3 separate regions of the Homo sapiens genome follow, and all the other regions are linked to region 1. Evidence: chromatin loops called from intact Hi-C (ENCODE). Cell type or tissue: MCF 10A. All regions are shown on one strand.

Region 1 (2,500 bases):
ACTGTGCGCTCACCTGGCCTAATCATAGTGTCCCAGTGTGCGCTCACGTGGCCTCATCAGAGCGCCCCAGTGTGCGCTCACCTAGCCTCATCACAGTGCCCCAGTGTGCACTCCCCTAGCCTCATCACAGTGCCCCAGTGTGCGCTCACCTGGCCTCATCACAGTGTCCCAGTGTGCGCTCACCTGGCCTCATCACAGTGTCCCAGTGTCCGCTCACCTGGCCTCATCATAGTGCCCCAGTGTGCGCTCACCTAGCCTCATAGTGTCTCAGTGTGCACTCACCCGGCCTCGTCATAGTGCCGCAGTGTGCGCTCACCCGGCCTCATCATAGAGCCCCAGTGTGCGCTCACCCGGCCTCATCATTGTGTCCCAGTGTGCGCTCACCCGGCCTCATCATAGTGTCCCTGTGTGCGCTCACCCGGCCTCATCATAGTGTCCCAGTGTGCGCTCACCTGGCCTCATCATAGTGCCCCAGTGTGCACTCACCTGGCCTCATCATAGTGTCCCAGTGTGCGCTCACCTGGCCTCATCATAGTGTCGCAGTGTGCACTCACCTGGCCTCATCATAGTGTCCCAGTGTGCACTCACCTGGCCTCATCATAGTGTCCCAGCATGCATTCCCATGATCATGTACACAGCTGATTTAGGAGACTACAAACCCAAAGTAAATGTTCATCTTTTTTTCCAGAATTAAGTTATTGTGATAAAATTGGTGCTATCTTAATTATAATCAAATAATAAAATACCATAGTTGAAAGTAATCGATGAACACAAACTGAACAGTCAAGCCGTGCTTGTTGGCCAGGGTGGGCCGGGGAGCAGGGTAGATACTGAACTGGCACTGATTTCTCCCCATTGTCAATGCTGGGCAAACTTACCTGCCTTGGTCTAACAAGACATCTTCTGCTACCTCTCCTTCTTTAGATCCTCTGGTTAAATGATATAACAGTGTGTAAAATACACATGTGTTTATATTTAATGTTATTATATGCATTCTATGTGAAATGAAATTCCAGAATAATTATGAATAAACAAACAGTAAAACCAAAATACTTTAAAGAAACCGAAGTTTCACTTTAAGCATTTTAAACATGTTCCCTTTTAGGCCAGCAGATGTAGCTGCGAATTAAAATAGGAACCGCAAGCACTTTCATCAAGCTGCTCTAGGTTAACCATTAGATGGCACCCTTTTGTATTGGAACTGGGTTTCTATCAGAGATTCAATTCAATTCGAGCTAGCTACTTACAATTATTTAACGCTGGAGTTGATTTTATCTAGAATGATCATCTCAGTTATTTATTGAGTGCATAGACTTGGACCATTTCTGTTTAACATTTTCTGACTGAGACTGTTTTCTTAGTCATACAAAGATGAGACAGTACACAGTGACAGAAGTTCTTACTGGACTCAGGGTAACCTCATAATTATCAAAACTCTCTAAACGTTGAGCTGAATATACCACATTGCTGTCTGCAAGCCTCAGAGCAGGGTCATACCATAAGAATTTGCTTAGAAAGTCAACAGGTAAGGTTTACCCCTTTACAGGGTAGCGCTGTCTTAGCACAGTGCTTGGCTCAGGAGAGACCCACAAATGACTTTAGAATGAACAAACCAGCAAATTAGTAAACACTACCGCCTTTAAAAGATATGACCTTGAAAAGGTATCAGTGAGTTCATTTTTCTGTGGGCCTTCTCAAACATGGAGATCAAACTGATATGCCTAATGATCTATATGCAGAGAGAGTGCATATGCAGTCTCTCTTTTTACTTAGACATAAAGATGTCAGGAACTCTCTTTCTTTGTGGTCCCAGCACCTAACCCAATCCCAGGTACCCAGCAGAGGCTGAGTAGATATTTCCTACTTATCACTGGATGACATAAAGATGCAATATAAAAGGATTCCACATATTCTTATATTCAGTAGTGCCAACCAGAAAATATTTTTTCTCCCCAAAATATCTTATTTAGGCAGCAATCCTTGTATCAATGCCAAAAAACAAAGAAGTTCACATTCTACCCATCTTCAGTGCTGGGCAAACGTATCTGCTTTGTTTGGTAACAAGATAGCTCCCAATACCTCTCCTTCTTTGGAACCTCTGATTAAATGATATACCACTGTGTGAAATAGAAATGTATGTTTGTATTTAATGTATGTGTTCTATGTGAAATGAAATTCCATAATAATTATGAATAAAAAATTGGATTATTCTAGCACAGTTGGATTATTCTAGCCCATAAACACTGAATTATCAAGTGTATAATTTAGATAACCTAATTTTGTTGGTTTATGAAAACTGGGATTGACTCTTCTAAGTGAGACTATTTGTATTTTCAAATACCTTAAAATTTTACTAAGTTTGTGACCCACATTACTAAACACTGGAAACATCACATATCAGTTCCACACAGTTCATGTAAAGTGCTAGCAGACTGTCATTTTTATAGAAACTAGAAGCTTAATAACTTTATTACTAAGTACTACTTAATAATCTGAAGAT
Region 2 (2,500 bases), 350 kb after region 1:
TGTCTCTTGCCATCTGAACTCCTATGAAATTTCAAGGACCCATACTGGAAGTATGTGCAGATAACCCAGAGCCAGCTGAGGACCACATTTTCATTATTGCTGCTTCCCTCATTATTGGCTTTTATTATGAGCTAACATTGAAGTTCTATCTAGAACAATGTATATGCATGACATACTCACGACATCCAGTTATGATCCACTTTTTAGTGTACACACTTCATTTGATTGTCAAATAATTTAACTTTTGTATAGCATTGGTGTCATCATTTATGCTTATATCTGGCACTTGTTGCTACAAAGGTCCTTTGGGATCGCATGCTAAATGCAAAGATAGTAACATGGTACATAATTGCTACAATTTTGTTTTTAGAAAATCATTTACTGTATTTACTTAACCTAACATTTTAAATACCCCAATCCAGTATCAAAACAAGATTAAACCAGCAGTTGCATGATTTATTAAGCTAGTATTGCAGAAGAACTCTCCATGTAATCTGAAAAATCAAATGTAGTAGGAAAAAAAATAACTTAGGCAAACGTAAATGATAATGTTAAATAAAAGAATACAAAAAAGCTCTCCTTCCAACCTGCACCTGCATTTTAGGTGGACTTTAGAAGACTGTGGTGTTTCTGTAACTGTTAATAAGCATTCATAAGACCCCAGAACAGAGCTTCACAGCCAAGCAGAAATACATGATGCGTAACTCTAATGCTTTTGACAGAATTGGAGCAAAAGAAATAAATAATTTCACTCATTCTTAATTTGTACACAGACCATCTAGAAAGCTCCTAGTTTTGCTTTTAGTAGCATCTGTACACTCGGTTTTTTCAGACAAGACGTCAGCTAGGGTAAAATAAAATGTATTCCTACATGAGCAATTTTATTTGAGAATCTGCAGAAACAGGAATGATCTCTATGGCATTTTTAAATTGTAACATTAAGTGCTAATGTGTATGACTTCCAGACATCTGAAGCCATAAACTTCTTTGCAAGTTACATGCCGACACTTCATTTGGGCAGTAAATCAGCTGTCACAGTGACTTACTGCAATGACAGCAAAAGCTCCAGCACTCCAGACAGTGGGATTTTTATGCTGCCAGCAGAAAGGTCTTTTCATAGACACTCTTACAAGAAATCAAAATTCTATTCTATTAGTATCCAGCATTCGGCCAATTTTTGACCTTAAAAATTGGTAATGTCATATGATTCAACCTAATATTTGATACATATGAACTTTTAAAAGGTTGTTTTGGAATAAAAACATGAGTATCTCAGTTTTCTGTTCAGAGTAGATGGACTATCACTGTCAGATATCTAAGTGGTCAGCTGTTTTTCCTTAGGATTATATAACTGGTTAGATCAATTCAAACATAACCAACGGCTTCTTGGTGTTAGCCGGGATGTATGCACAGCCACCAAATTGTAAGAGAGAAAAAGCGAGCGGTGATGTCTCCCTCTACTGGTGGAAGGTAAAAGGGTCCTCAAATGAAAAGCCAGGAAGGCTGGGTAGCGGAGGGAAAAGGGTTCAAAGTAAAAAAGAGAGAGGTAGAAAGGAAGAAACAAAGAAGAAAAAGAGAAGACGGAAAAAGGAGAAGTGGGAGAGAAATCAATGGGGAAGAAGGATAGAGGGGAAGAGAGTTGGTGAGTCCAGAGAGCAAGAAAGTTAAGTAGAAAAGTCAACAAGAAATGGGCAAATAAGAATTAGAAGCAAAGGTTTAAAAAAAAAAAAAGGGAAGTGTAAGAATATTTGTCATGGCCATCTCCACAGTAACCCTGAAAATACTGGCCATTTTCCCCCATGACTTTCTCAAATGAGAATCACAGCCATGAAGGTTTATGAACCCATCGCCCTTGGAATTCTGGCAGAGTGGAAAATTAGGAAAAGCTCTTTTAAAAAAATCAGGTATCCCTGAGTCATTTGATATCTAAGTTTTTTCTAAGAAGCATATGTTCAAAACAGGCGACGTTTTGAGAGCGTTTAATGAGAATTGTAAATTCCAGTCAGTAGAGTCATTGCACTACCCTTGGTTGGAATCTGACAAAACTCTGCTCTGTCCACGCCAGTGCTCTCTTCTGAGCCAACAGGAGATTTAGATGGGTGACACCCTGCAGAACAGAGCCTGGTCCCCGTGTGCCCCAACTGAGATTTGCCTTCTAAATGGAAATCAGTTTGAATGTGGCAAAGTGTTTTCAAAGCTGTGAACTACACGCAGGACTTAGATACTTAGGTGCCTGATGCCAGTGCCCCTGCCCCCTGCTGTCATCCCAGCAGGAAAGCTGGGGAGGGCACAGAGAGTAGGTTCATTATTACTACAAAAGCAGTCCCTCTATCAGGGGAAACACCCATAGCTAGACTTAGATAGACAGTCATCTTTTAAGATGTTTAAACAAATCTGTGTAGAAGAGGTGCTTATCATCAGATAAGTCAGGGTTCCAAAGAGTCATTTGGAAAACATTTCTGAGTGACTTCTATATAGATTTTTTAAATTAAATGGCTTA
Region 3 (2,500 bases), 560 kb after region 1:
TAGCGACTTGGGTGCCAGAAGAGTCAGCTGAAGTGTGCAGAAGCCCTTGAGGCAAGGTTCTGGATTCCCTGGAGGATTTCCACTTGATTCTGTTGACCAGCGAGGTGGCAGAGGGCAGATTCCAGGCCTGGGATGCGCATCCCACCGCTTCACATTCAGAGCTGCAAGCCACTTTTATTATCTGCCGCAGACCAGTACACAGACAAGATGAGGGTCATCTAATCATCAGCTGTTTTCAATCTTTGATCACTTATTATTGAAGTTTGATTTTTCTTGTTTTTAGGTTACATCATTTTCTGAAGTAAAGAGAAGGCTTAAGAATTTAAGATTTTGAACGGTGTTCTCTAGGAATGAAAAGCTTAATGTTAATTGCTTTTTTTATGTATAACAATTCCTCCACACAAAATTTCTCCAGGAAATCTCAACTGTAATCTTTTTCTTTTTTTTTTTTTTTTGGTGACTTATTAGGATGTAGGTGGAGGATGGCTGGAAGGAAGAAACATCAAAGGAGAACGAGGGCTGGTTCCCACAGACTACGTTGAAGTAAGAGCTTCCTGTCATTCATTCATTAGAGCTCATCTTTGCCAGGCATCTTTTTATGAATTATCAACTTACAAGAAGTCAGCAACTTTTTGCAAAACAAAATTTCCATTGTAAATATAATAAATGTTAACTATATAAAATATGGAAACTACATTGAAATAGAACTAAGAAAAATATTACCTGTAGACCCAAGCTTCAAAGAATGACTACAGATATTTAGGTTAAGTTTCTTCCAGGGATAGCAACTTTTAATTGGTCTGAATAAAAGTTAGTATTTTTCCTTTGCTAATATTATCTATATTATAAATATATATTATAAATTGTATAAATTCAATAAGATATATGAAATTATATCTCAATATATCTGTTAATATATACATTTTAAATATATATTTATATTTTTATAAGCAAAATATATAAATTTTATAAAATGTATTATAAATTATATAAATTATAAATATAGATATATATTTATAATATGACACATATAACGTATTTTTCCTTTGCTGATATTGCTGCCATCTATAATATTGTTTATTGTACAATAGACTCACAGTTTAAATAGATTTTTTTAAGTGCATATCTCAGTTCCTTCTCCCATTCCCATAGACAGAGGGGTGTCTTGGGGGAGCTGCTGTGGGGATCTCCTGGGTAGAGCTGTTAGGATGGATACCCAGGAGAGCAACACAGCAGCCTGGGCTGGTCCTGCCTGGGACACCCCCAAGCTGAGCCAACCACCTGGCGCCCCCTGCTGGTTGTCTTTCGGTCCCTCCAAACCGAGCGAAGGTTCTTGGTAAGCTTGTCTTTCATGTTGGGTGACAGAAAGAAGCGAAGGTTTCCTGATGCCCTGTGAGTACAACTGGAGCTAGATCAAGAATAAAGGTACCTTTGGTTCACCTCCAGGAGAAAAGAATTCCCCCCAGAGGATGTTTACCTGGGACCTGTCTGCAGAGTGAGATCTAAGGCCGTCCTTCTGTTGTTGATAGACAGTGAGGGTGGGGAGTCATGACCCCTCAGAGAATCCGATGCAATCTCTAGGCTTTCCCTCAGAAACGTGTGCCCATGCACACACCACAGCCTTTTCCATACAACTGCAACCCCCTATTCACAGGCCCCTGGCCTCACTCCGTAGGTCTTATGTTGAAGTCTTGTTTTACTTGTATGCACTTTGCATCCAGGAGCCCACAAATTGACAAGATTGAGAAAAATCTGAGAATTTAAGTTGATATTGGCAGTAATTGGATTTTCTAGGATTCTGCTTATATAAAGGAATAGTGATTACAGATATTCTTGGGTTTGCTTACCTTTAAGAATATAAAACCCCCTCTATTAGAAATAGATCCTGCAGGCAGAAAATCAGTAAGGACGTGGTTGAACTCAGCACCATCAATAAATTGATGTCCACTTAGGGACATCTATAGACTGCTTCATCAAACCACAGCAGCATACACATTCTTTTCAAGCTTACATGGAACATTCTCTAAGACAGACCACATATTCTGAGCCATAAAACATACCTCAACATGTTTGAAAGAAATCATACAGTGTCTGCCCTGAGACCACAATGGAATCACACTAGAAATCAAAACAGAAAGATAGATGGAAAATCTGTAAATACTTAGAGATTGAACAATCCACTTCTAAATAATGCATGGATCAAAGAAGAAATCTCGAGAAATTAAAAAATAGTTTGAACTAAATAAAAATGAAAATACAACCCATTAAAATATGAGTATGCGGCAAAAGCAGTGCTTACAGAGAAATTTGTAGCATTGAAGAATATAAACCCTTTTTGACAATTCTTGCTTGCCCTCGAAGACTCCCTGAAGTGACCGTAATCTATGAAAATAATTGCGGCTCTTTCTCCTATTCAGATTTTACCCAGTGATGGAAAAGATCAATTTTCTTGTGGAAATTCAGTGGCTGACCAAGCCTTCCTTGATTCTCTCTCAGCCAG

Evidence for each region. Peaks named below come from ENCODE experiments on the same cell type or tissue, not always from the same donor. Only the 100,000 strongest peaks of a DNase experiment are listed, where the experiment ranks them.
Region 2: a loop joins it to region 1, with 21 times the contacts of the local background. A loop is called at or near these places in 93 of 110 quality-filtered maps.
Region 3: a loop joins it to region 1, with 12 times the contacts of the local background. A loop is called at or near these places in 12 of 110 quality-filtered maps.

The regions. Positions count from the first base shown.
Region 1 is chr6:157,313,752-157,316,251 of GRCh38, forward strand. All of the region lies in intron 3 of TMEM242 (transmembrane protein 242), which reads right to left. Among named protein-coding and RNA genes, the nearest start is that of TMEM242, 8.5 kb to the right of the region's middle. RefSeq lists an enhancer at 1-862. In MCF 10A, a CTCF peak has its summit at 1,139 (motif pointing right); a DNase peak (open chromatin) is centred at 1,150.
Region 2 is chr6:157,665,900-157,668,399 of GRCh38, forward strand. All of the region lies in intron 8 of ZDHHC14 (zDHHC palmitoyltransferase 14), which reads left to right. Among named protein-coding and RNA genes, the nearest start is that of MIR3692, 140 kb to the left of the region's middle. In MCF 10A, a CTCF peak has its summit at 1,462 (motif pointing left); a DNase peak (open chromatin) is centred at 1,452.
Region 3 is chr6:157,872,634-157,875,133 of GRCh38, forward strand. It overlaps SNX9 (sorting nexin 9), which reads left to right. Exons shown (of 18, transcript NM_016224.5): 3 at 469-543; 4 at 2,418-2,500. Among named protein-coding and RNA genes, the nearest start is that of SNX9-AS1, 19 kb to the right of the region's middle. RefSeq lists a silencer at 1,178-1,247. In MCF 10A, a CTCF peak has its summit at 1,297 (motif pointing left); a DNase peak (open chromatin) is centred at 1,268.